2 separate regions of the Homo sapiens genome follow, and region 2 is linked to region 1. A link is a loop called in an ENCODE intact Hi-C map of the cell type or tissue named here. Cell type or tissue: IMR-90. All regions are shown on one strand. Each heading gives the region's core, and the rest is flanking DNA. Links, peaks and the distances in the headings are about the cores only. Region 1 has its middle 15 kb from the start of LINC02280. Region 2 holds the start of ADSS1 (adenylosuccinate synthase 1).

Region 1 (5,362 bases), core at 285-5,284:
TCGCCCAGCCGCCTCGCCCGGCCTGGATACACCAGGTTCGCCCAGCCGCCTCGCCCGGCCTGGATACACCAGGTTCGCCCAGCCGCCTCGCCAGGCCTGGATACACCAGGTTCGCCCAGCCGCCTCGCCAGGCCTGGATACACCAGGTTCGCCCAGCCGCCTCGCCCGGCCTGGTTACACCATGTTCGCCCAGCCGCCGCGCCAGGCCTGGATACACCAGGTTCGCCCAGCCGCCGCGCCAGGCCTGGATACACCAGGTTCATCCATCCGTGAGCACCTGGGCTGCTTCTACCTTCGTGTGTTGGTGAATGATGCTGCTGTGGACACGGGTGTGCAGATATCTGTTCAAGTCCTTGCACTCAGTTCTTGGGCGAATACCCAGAAGTGAAATGTCCGGATGATGTGGCAATTCTAATATAAGTTTTTGAAATACTGTTTGAAATATCGCCATTCTGGTCTCCACAGTGGCTGCACCGGTTTGCCCTCTCTACCGTAAACACCCTCCATGCTCTGCGATTCATCCCTTCCCCCCCGCTAACCCTGGCAACTACGGGTCCTTTTACTGTCTCCGTAATTTCCCCTTCTCTGGGATGTCCTAGAGTTGGAATCATATAGTATGTGGCCTCTTCAGACTGGCTTCTTTCACTCAGTAATATGCATTTAGGGTTCTTCCATGGATTTTCATGGCTTCACAGCTGTCTTTTAAGTTTATCAACTTCATATAAACACACTGCCCTGCTTTGTCCTCAGGTTCTGTGAGTTTCGAAGAGGTAGTTTAAGGAGTCAACTGGGTTGGACTACAAGTTTTTGTTCTTTTTCTGTTTGGAAAAGCAACAGTGCATATCACCAGTTCGGGATTCCTGGCTCAATACCACCAGCTCGGGATTCCTGGCCCACAGGCCTTGAGCATGAGACGACTGTGGTTCTGAGGCTAGATATCGTAACCTCTCCATATGGAGAAGGATGCGGGAGAAGTGATCACGGGCTTGGCTCTCCCCAACCCCCCTGTAAAACATGAGCCACCGAGATTGCACAACCGGAGACACAGAGGACACTGTCCACAGTAAAGCCTGGTGGCAGCATGTTCCCCTGGAACACAAAATAAGAGTGGGCAGGAAGAGACCACCAACCTGGTGGCTGGCGAGCACGAGGAAGCTGAAAGCAGTGGTGGGCATTGGTGGGCTTGGGACGCCATGGACCTCCTCAGGGGCTCCCTGAGCCAACGTGGGGAGCAGCCATGGTGGGAGGGGTGGACACACACTTGGTGGGGAGCCAGGACAGCCCGGTCGGAAACGTTCACAACCGCCAGCCCAAGCCTCCTAAGGGGAGAGTGCTGGGACACAGCGACCAGGAGAAAGGTGCCCAGGCTGAGCCGGGAGAGAGGCGGGTGGGAGCACCTAGAGCCGCACACGAGGGCGCTGTAGAGTCACCGCTGTGCCACGTGGCGCCGGGTCTCCAGGCCCAGCTAGAGGATGCACCTGCTGGGAACAAGCCCTGCAGGAGGGGAGCAGGGGGGCAGCCCTCGACAGCAGGAGCCACTGGGAGATGAACCTGTGCGCGCCAGCAGCTTGGTCCCTTTGCTGCATGGCCAGCGGCTCCGATGCGTAAACAGTGGACAATTATTTCATGGTTTCTGGAGTTGGCATTTAGGAGGGGCTCATTTGGGAAGCTCAGGTGCGGGGTCTTGCACGTGGTCAGATGCTTGCGGGGATGGCTGTCATCTGAAGGCCTGGCTGTGCTCAAGTATCTGTCCAGGTGCCCCATGTCAGAGGGAACCCAGGCCCGGTTGTGCCCAGGGTGTCTGGTGCCTGTGGGCCGGGCCGTGGGTCTGCTCCTGTACCTGGTGCTGGTCACTGGGCCCCTCCTGCGGCCACTTCTCACTGACAAAACGCTGCCCCGCTTTGTCCCCAGGTTCTGTGAGTTTCAAAGAGGGGTTTCAGAACATCCCCTCCACCATGTGGTGGGATGCTGACTCCGGAGCATGGACTGTGTGCTGGCAGCACGTGGACTCCGCAAAGACAGACTGGCTTAGCCTTCCAAGCGAAAGCCGTCAACACCTCTGCTCTACGGAGGGGGAAACAGAGGCCCAGGGAGGTGAGGTGGCTCCAGGAGGAGCTAGGCTGTGATGGGCAGGGGCCAGGGAGGTGAGGGCTGTGGGGACTCAGCTCTGTACCCCAGCCTCGCGGCACCTCATGGAGGCCAGCCTGAGGGCCCTCCAGACCTGGGAGTCCTGCCCTGCGGCCCACAGGCCCGATGGCTTCACAGGTGGTAGAGGCCTCCAGTGCAGATCCCCGTCCACGCCCTCCTTCTGGACTTCCTGGCTGAGGCCTTATATGTCAAGAGTGGGTAGGGGTGGGGAGGTTAGGTGTGCCCCCACTGTGCCCGGCAGATGCTGGGGATGGGGAGGTGCTGGCAGGTGGGCTGGGGCTGCCCTTGGCCCCACCTTTCCAGTGTGAAGTTTGTGCAGCTTCTGCCTGGCCCAGTCGGGGTGTGACTGGCCTCAGGTGTGGGCCGTGAAACCCCAGGCCCACCCTCCCACTCCCAGCCATTCCTTGAAGGGGCCCAGGCCACCTGCACTGGAGTGGGACGCAGGTGTCTGCAGCGTTCAGGAAAGATGGCAGGTGTCCACGACACCCCAGCCACGCCCAGGACCTTCTGGACAGGCTCCTGTAGGGGTGGGGGTGGAGTCCTAATTATAGGGAGCCTGAAGACCAGGCCAGGACTTCGAGGCATCTTGATGCTACCCATCCCCAGACCCAGCGGCTCTGCCCCAGGGTGGGCCCCAGCCAGCCAGAGGAGCCCCGAGGCTGGGAGATGGGGAGACTGAGGCAGGGTGGGCAAGCGCTGGGTGGTGCGGGGGCAACCAAACCAGGACCCAGGCAGGAGGCTGGAAGCCCCCTGGGCCCCCTCTGTCCCTGCACCTCCTCTCCCCCTCCGCCCCCTCTTCCCCTGCGCCCCGCTCGGCCAGGGGGCGCCCGCTTCAGTGTCCGTTTGGGGGGCGCGGCGCGCCCTCTGGCGGTAAGCGGTGGCATCGCCCTCCTTTGTCAAGGCTGACGACGGGGGAGGAGGAGGGGCAGGGAGAGGGAAGCGGGGATGGAAGGAGAGAGTGGGGAGTGGAGGGTCCGCAGTCAGGCGGGGGCTGCAAAGGCGAGAACGCCTGGGAGGACGTTCCAGGGCGGGGCGGGCTCACGCGGCTCCGGGGCAGCGAATGTCCAGACCCTCGACTTCCTCGGCCCCTCGGCCTCCCCACCCGGAGCATGGACTTGCCCGGACGCCCAGAAAGCCGCTCTCCACCCTGGGGCTGGTGGCGTCGCAGCCCCCGACCGCAGCAGCGATTCCCGGTGGCCCGTCTCAGGTTTGCGGAAGTGCTGCCCCAATCCTCCTTTGTCCCGTAGACTTGTTCGTGTGAACAAAGACGCTCAGTGCTAGCCCCTAAAACCCAAAAAGCAGGAGGACATTCCACGCGGGATAGTGAGTCTTTTCAACAAGTCGTCGTCACCCATGGAAACAGGGGCTACACGGAAAAAAGCCCGTCCCCTTCATCGGGAGATGCATCCCCAATGAAAACTTCCTTTTTCTGTGTAACAATTTTTAATCAAAATGTATAATATAGATTATTTATATCCCAATCAGTGGTTTTGAGGAACTGTGGGCTAATAATTGAAAAATAATGAATCCAGTAGAAACATTTAAAGATAAGAGACTTATGAAGTAAAGAATGAAAAGTGGCATTTCAATTTATACACATATTTCCATTACGGAAAAGCACAGTGAGGCCAGCGGAGGACTTGGAGCAGAAGATATGTCATGTTGGCATAAAATTCTGTGGGCAAAGTGGAGGGAAAATACAAGGCAAAGGAGAAAACATTTAAGTCTGTTAAAAAATTGTCTCTTAAAAATTGATGATTAAATCACCATGATATTTAGATTTCGTTGGATTCATTTAAAAGACTGGCCAACATGGTGAAAACCTGTCTCTACTAAAAATACCAAAATTAGCCGGGCGTGGTGGTGGGCACCTGTAATCCCAGCTGCTCGGGAGGCCGAGGCAGAATTGCTTGAACCTGGGAAGCGGAGGTTGCAGTGAGCCGAGATCACACCATTGCACTCCAGCCTGGGCCACAGAGCGAGACTCCATCTCAAGAAAGAAAGAAAGAGAGAGGGAGACAGAGAGAGAGAGAGAGAGAGAGATGGCGGGAGGGAGGGTGGGAGGACTGGTCCAACCGTTATCTAATGAATATCAATATGAACCAGCGATCCGTGCAGCAATATGGATGACTTTATAAACATGATGCTGAGCAAAAGAGACCTTCCACAGAACAGGACCTGCTGTGATTCCTTTTATGTGGTGTTCTAGAACAGGCAAGAAATCGTACCAGGGGATGTCTTTTGGGGTAGGGTGGGGGTGGGGCTTTGCCAGGAGAGGGCATGAGGGAACATTCTGGATTGGTGGTGGTGTTCTCCCTCTTCGTAGGTGTATGCGTTTGTTAGAAGTCATCTAGGCAACCACTAATCTATTATTATTATTTTTTTTGATATGGAGTCTTGCTCTGTCACCCAGGCTGGAGTGCAGTGGTCACTGCACCCTCCACCTCCCAGGTTCAAGCAATTCTCCTGCCTCAGCAGCCGAGTAGCTGAGATTACAGGCGTGCACCCCCACACCTAACTAATTTTTGTATTTTTAGTAGAGATGGGGTTTCACTATGTTGGCCAGGATGGTCTTGAACTCCTCACCTCAGGGCTTCCACCGCCTTGGCCTCCCAAAGTGCTGGGATTACAGGCGTGAGCCACCGTGCCCAGCCTTTACTTTCTGTCTCTATGGATTTCTCTCTTCTGGACTTTCATGTGGATGGAGTTGTGTAGTGGGTGGCCCTTTATGTCTACCTCTTTTCCCTTAGCTTACTGTTTTCAAAGTTCATCCACATTGTAGCATGTATCAGTAATTCATTCCCTTTATGGCCAAATACTATTTACTACATGTAAATTTTACTTTAAAGAAAAAAAGGAGGCCAGGCCCAGTGGCTCACACCTGTAATCCCAGCACTTTGGGAGGCCAAGGTGGGCAGATCACTTGAGGTCAGGAGTTCAGGACTAGCCTGGCCAATACAGCAAAACCCCATCTCTCCTAAAAAATAAAATGAAATAAAAAACTTAGCCGGCTGTGGTCGTGGGCGCCTGTAGTCCCAGCTACACAGGAGGCTGAGGCAGGAGAATTGCTTGAACCCAGTAGGCGGAGGTTGCAGTGAGCTGAGATTGCGCCATTGCACTCCAGCCTGGGCGACAGAGTGAGACTCCATCTCAAAGAAAAAAAAAAAAATAGAGAAAAGGGGCCAGGTGCTGTGGCTCATGCCTATAATCCCAA
Region 2 (5,320 bases), core at 1-5,000, 73 kb before region 1:
TGGTGGCCGGAGTGCGGGATGGGCTCCAGCCTGCTGCATCCTCCGTGCTCCCGTGTGCAGCTGCGAGTGAGCGGGGCTGTGGGGGGACTGGGTGGGGGGCACAGCAGGGAGTGCCCAGATCCAGAACCATCTCCACAGCTGGGAGCGCGGAGCCAGGTGAATGCTGTGTACAGCACCTGTGGGGGCCCCAGCCCGCCCTGCAGAAGTGCATGGCGCCCACCAGAGCTGGCAGCTCATAGGGAGGGGCCTGGGCCTCACGGGAGCAGAGAGGTCTAAGGAGGGTCAGGGGCCGGGGCTGCCCCACGCTGAGGGCGCCCTGGAGGGTGAAGAGCAGTAGAGCGCTGGACATGCCCCCTGGCGGCCCAGGACAAGGTGGCGGGGCAGAGGCAGTGTGGAGGGAGCATGGGCTGAGGACCACCTCTAGGACCTGGGGGATCTCTGGAGCGAGGGATGTGCTTGCCTGCTGCTTAGGACGGAGAGCAAGGGGGGAGGTCCCCCACTGTTCCAGGAAGAACTTTCTAGGAAGCCACAGTCCCTTCCGGCAGGAGGGGCTCGGACAGCCCTGAGCCACACAGGGTGCTGGGCTGACTCCCTTCGTCTTGGGCCCCAGCCCTCCTCTCTGGAGCTCAGGAAGGAGGCCACAGAACCCGGAGAAGGGACGGTGCGGGGGCCCTTGTTCCATTATTGGCAGCAGCCCCAGGCAGGCTCCAAACCCCAGACGCGTGCATCCCAAAGTTGACCCCTTTGTGCCTGGAGCTGTAAGTCAGCCCATGGGCAGCAGACTTGGCTGCCCTGGCATGGGGCATGTAGCCCCAGGGTGGCGGCCCGAGAGAGTGCCCAGTGTGCAGCTCAGTCAGAACAGATGGGGGCGCTGAGAGCAGCTGCCGGCTGGCAGAGGCCCAGCCCTGGGCCCTGGGGGACAAAGCAGGTCTGGCCTCCTCGGTGGCACTGCCAGCCACGGGGTCACCCTGGCCAGAAGTCTGTGGCCCTCCCTCTCCCATGTCTGGCTAGGATCGTCCCAAGCACCCTCCCTCAGGCGCGGCCCCAATTGCCCCCCAGGACGGCCTGGCCCCCTTCCACCTCTGCCTCTCCTTGGCTGACTCACCGGGGTCACCCCCACCCAGCAGGCAGCTTTTACCCCCTCCACCACCTGCAGACCTTGCGGGGAGCCAGGTAAGCCCTATCCCAGACCCAGACAGGCCCCAGGTGATCACTGTAAATGAGGAAGGGGGGTGTCTTGGGGGTCCTCAAACCATCCTGGGGCTGGGTCCTCTGGTTCCCCCATGGAGGGTCCAGCGTCACACCCATGGCATGCGCCACCCCCTAAGGATCGGGTGTCCCCAACTCAGCGACTTGTATTTATAGCTGTGCCCTGGCCCGCTGCCGGGGTGGTGGAGTAGGGGTGGGTGGAAGGAGGGCGGTGTGTGTGGGTCGGGGGTTGTGTGAGTGGTGCGTGTGCGTGCGTGGGTGGGGTGGCCCTGGGAAAGGTGCTCCCGGAAGGAAGGCATCCAAGCGGGTGAGTGACCGGCCAGGGCATGGGAGGACAGGGGCCGTCTGGGTCGGGGGAGGGGGGCTCGCTGGGCGGTGGGGGAGGGACCCGGCGCCCCAGCCCGCACCTGGCAGCGGCTGATGATGTCGGCGTCCGTGGCCAGCAGGTCCACCACCTTGCCTTTGCCCTCGTCCCCCCACTGCGCGCCCAGCACCACCGTCACGCGGGAGCCGGTCGCCGCCGCCTCCTGCTGCAGCCGCCCCCGCTTGACGCCGCCTGCGCCGGGGGGCCGGTCGTTGGAGGCTCGGGTCCCCGACATGCTGGCTTGGCTCTTCCGCTGCGCTGGCCCGGCCAGGAGCCCGCCGCCGCCGGCGTCCGCGCCATTAAATGGAGCCGGGCCGGGGCAGGGGGCGGGGCAGGGGGCGGGCCGGGGGAGGGCCAGGGCGGGCGCAGTGACGCCCCGGTGACCTCCGGCCGCCACATCCCCGCCCCCTCGCCGCTGCCCGGGAAGCCCAGTTGAGTCTCGAGCACTTTAGGGGTGAGGGGCCGCACGGACCAACGGCCAGGCAGGCAGATGGCCTGGGGAGCCGCCCCCACGAATTTGCCAACGGAGGCAGTTTCTCGCTAGCCCGTCGGGGACCAGGGCTTGTGCACCGCGACCTCACCCCCCACCAAGCCCTTGCCGGGCCCAGGACTTCGGGGTTCCAGCAACTGCAGGGGTGGTCGTTCCCTCCAGGGAAGGAGTGCGGTTTGCAAAAGGGGAGCTGCGTCCTGCACCCCACCTAGAGGGTCCGCACTCTCGAGGAGCGCACCTGCCCCCCGTGGAACCCCGAGTGCCCTGGGCGCGGGCGCGCCCCCTGGCGGCCGCGAAGAGCCGCGCAGCGCGTCCTCTCCGAGGACTTTGTGTCCCCGCAACTGCCCGCACTTCTGCCCCACGGCAGGGGCCCCGCGTCCCGCCCGGGCGCGCTGTGGCTCGGGCCTGGCTGTAGCGAGCAGGCGGGCTCCAGCATGGAGCTCCGGCCCTCAGCACCCAAGTCTGGGGTAAAGGGACCCATCCTGTCAGCGTCACCTGGCTGGCATGGGAGCAACCCCCAGGGATGCACGCCACCGTGGGGCCCAGGTTCCCAAGAGGTCCCACACCAGACCTTCCCGGCCCAGCCTGTGGAGGGACTAGGCCCCAGAGGGAGGCGATGGTCTGCGAGGCTCCCGTGTTCCCGGCTGGTTGTCCTGTCTCACCCATCCCGCCCCACCCCTCCCAAGTAGATGAGGCTTGGAGGAAGCCAGCCCTGGTGGCCAAGAGAAGGGTCCTGGGGCCCCAAGGGCGGAAAAGAGAATCAGGTTCTTGCTTCAGAGCAGGGAGGCGGGGTCCTTTGTTCCCTCCCTGACGGCTCTCAGTTGCCAAAGAGCCTGGAGCCACGAGGCCCCTTGGGCTCAGGGCAACTCCAAGGCTAGTGACAGGGAGTCCATGGAGACGGGACACTCCCTGTGAGGAAGGAGTGGAGCTTGGGCCTGTCACAGCAAAGGTCGCTCACACTGAGTTAGTGATTCAGGTGCAGCCAAGGACACCACTGCCCACCCCTGCCTGCAGCCTCCCCACCCCTCCTCTCTTGGCACCTGACCGTGCCCCAGCCTGGGGGAGAGGGGCTGTTTGAAGCCTGGCCTCCTGCCCCCTGCACCCATGTCCCCAGTCCCCTCTTCTTCCACTGGGCACATCGACACTTCCTCTCCCTCAGCATCCTTGCGGGGAAAATGCCGTTGTATGGGTTCCAAGCAGTCAGTGGGGCCTCAGTGGAAAAGCAGTCTTCATGCATGAACTTCCTAGTGCCACCTTGGGGGTGACAGCTGGTCGGGGGTGAACAGACCACCGGCCCCAGCTTGGGAAGGGGCTGGAGCAGGGTTGGAGGGCTCTGAGATTTGGCAGAACCTGGAGCCTGCTGAGAAGGGGCTGCACCTGAGGGTGGGGCAGTGGGTCTGGGGGTGTCAAGGAGGGAATTTGGGGCACAGCAGAGAGCTGTGCAGGTAGGGAAGAGGCAGACTGCAACAGGAGAAACCAAGAGCGTCATGGAGGTTTGTTTCCAGATGAGAGAAACCGACAATGTTAAATGTCCACCAGGAACCACAAAGTCCCATCAGACAAGGAGGTGCTGCCAAGGCCTGGGGGGGGCCACCAGCTCTGAGCCCTTCCTGGGGACCCCTGGGGCTCTGGGCTAGCAGATGTCAGATAGAGGCTTGGGGGACTGGGGGACATGCTAGACCACCTCACTAAGGGGGCTTGGACTGACCCTGCAGAGGCGAACGCTAGTGACTCACTGACTTCTCCAGGCCCGGACTATAAATAGCCACGGGCCCGGGTAGGGGCAGGGAGTTGGGGCTTTTCTAAAAACAGTCCTGCCCAGGCCCAACAGCTGGGGCCCCTGCCAGTCACACGGCTCAGCCCGAATTAGAACACCTCCACCCCTTACCCCCCACAGTGGGCCTGTCCCCAGGTGTGGGCAGCACGGGAGCCACCGAGCTTGGGGCCATCCATCTGGGCCCTGCTGTCTCGATGTGTGACCTTGGGCAAGAACGAGGGTGCATGGGTGTGTCCACCTGTGGGTTCCACTCTTTGGGGGCCACACCTCCCAGTGGGACCATCGCACACAGTGGCCCAGGACACACAGACACCCACAGCCACCTGCATACACGCGTGCAGCCACGGAGCCTCGCCATGCAAGGCACCCCCAGAGCTCCTGTTGGTTTTGGTTCCTTTGCTGGCTGTAGCCCACTAAACTGACTTCTCATGGAGCACAGAGGAAAAAGAAAAACCAGGCTCCAGGAAGGGCAGCTCCTCCTGTCACAGGGTCCCCAGTCCCACCTCTCCAGGCAGGAGGGGCGATGGTCTCACTTGCTGCAGATGACCTTGTAGGTGACCCCACCCAATACTCCATAGTCCAGTTTTACTGGCAGTTCTGTGGAGGGTGGGGAGGGGGAGGAGTGGAGCTATTTAACTGAAAAACAATAGCATGGATGGGAATGAAAAATGGTGCAGCTGCTTTGGAAAACAGTTAGGCAGTTACTTAAAAAGTTAAACATAAACTTAGCGTGTCGCCCAGTTGTTCCTCCGCTACGAATCTACCCCAGAGCAACGAAAACTCGCAGCATCCACATGAGACTACACAGACGTCCACAGCAGCATCCACACGAGGACGACGCAGACGTCCACAGCAGCATCCACACGAGACTACGCAGACGTCCACAGCAGCATCCACACGAGGACGACGCAGACGTCCACAGCAGCATCCACACGAGACTACGCAGACGTCCACAGCAGCATCCACACGAGACTACGCAGACGTCCACAGCAGCATCCACACGAGGACGACGCAGACGTCCACAGCAGCATCCACACGAGACTACGCAGACGTCCATAGCAGCATCCACACGAGGACGACGCAGACGTCCACAGCAGCATCGAGGACGACGCAGACGTCCACAGCAGCATCCACACGAGACTACGCAGACGTCCACAGCAGCATCCACACGAGACTACGCAGACGTCCACAGCAGCATCCACACGAGGACGACGCAGACGTCCACAGCAGCATCCACAGGAGGACGACGCAGACGTCCACAGCAGCATCCACACGAGGACGACGCAGACGTCCACAGCAGCATCCACACGAGGACGACGCAGACGTCCACAGCAGCATCCACACGAGGACGACGCAGACGTCCACAGCAGCATCCACACGAGACGACGCAGACGTCCACAGCAGCATCCACACGAGGACGACGCAGACGTCCACAGCAGCATCCACACGAGACGACGCAGACGTCCACAGCAGCATCCAC

The links. Peaks named below come from ENCODE experiments on the same cell type or tissue, not always from the same donor. Only the 100,000 strongest peaks of a DNase experiment are listed, where the experiment ranks them.
Region 2: a loop joins it to region 1, with 6 times the contacts of the local background. A loop is called at or near these places in 4 of 110 quality-filtered maps.

Annotation. Positions count from the first base shown.
Region 1 is chr14:104,648,160-104,653,521 of GRCh38, reverse strand. No RefSeq gene overlaps it. Among named protein-coding and RNA genes, the nearest start is that of LINC02280, 15 kb to the left of the region's middle. RefSeq lists an enhancer at 95-596 and silencers at 2,878-2,957, 3,038-3,117, 3,128-3,277. In IMR-90, for the core only: a CTCF peak has its summit at 3,014 (motif pointing left); no DNase peak of the experiment used is centred there; H3K4me3 peaks cover 572 bases; H3K27ac peaks cover 290 bases; H3K27me3 peaks cover 594 bases.
Region 2 is chr14:104,720,759-104,726,078 of GRCh38, reverse strand. It overlaps INF2 (inverted formin 2), which reads right to left. Exons shown (of 23, transcript NM_022489.4): 23 at 3,544-5,320. It overlaps ADSS1 (adenylosuccinate synthase 1), which reads right to left and starts at 1,850. Exons shown (of 13, transcript NM_152328.5): 1 at 1,617-1,850. The coding sequence starts at 1,808. RefSeq lists enhancers at 103-803, 3,600-4,099 and a silencer at 1,634-2,043. In IMR-90, for the core only: CTCF peaks have their summits at 359 (motif pointing left), 858 (motif pointing right) and 2,352 (motif pointing left); no DNase peak of the experiment used is centred there; H3K4me3 peaks cover 1,334 bases; H3K27ac peaks cover 137 bases.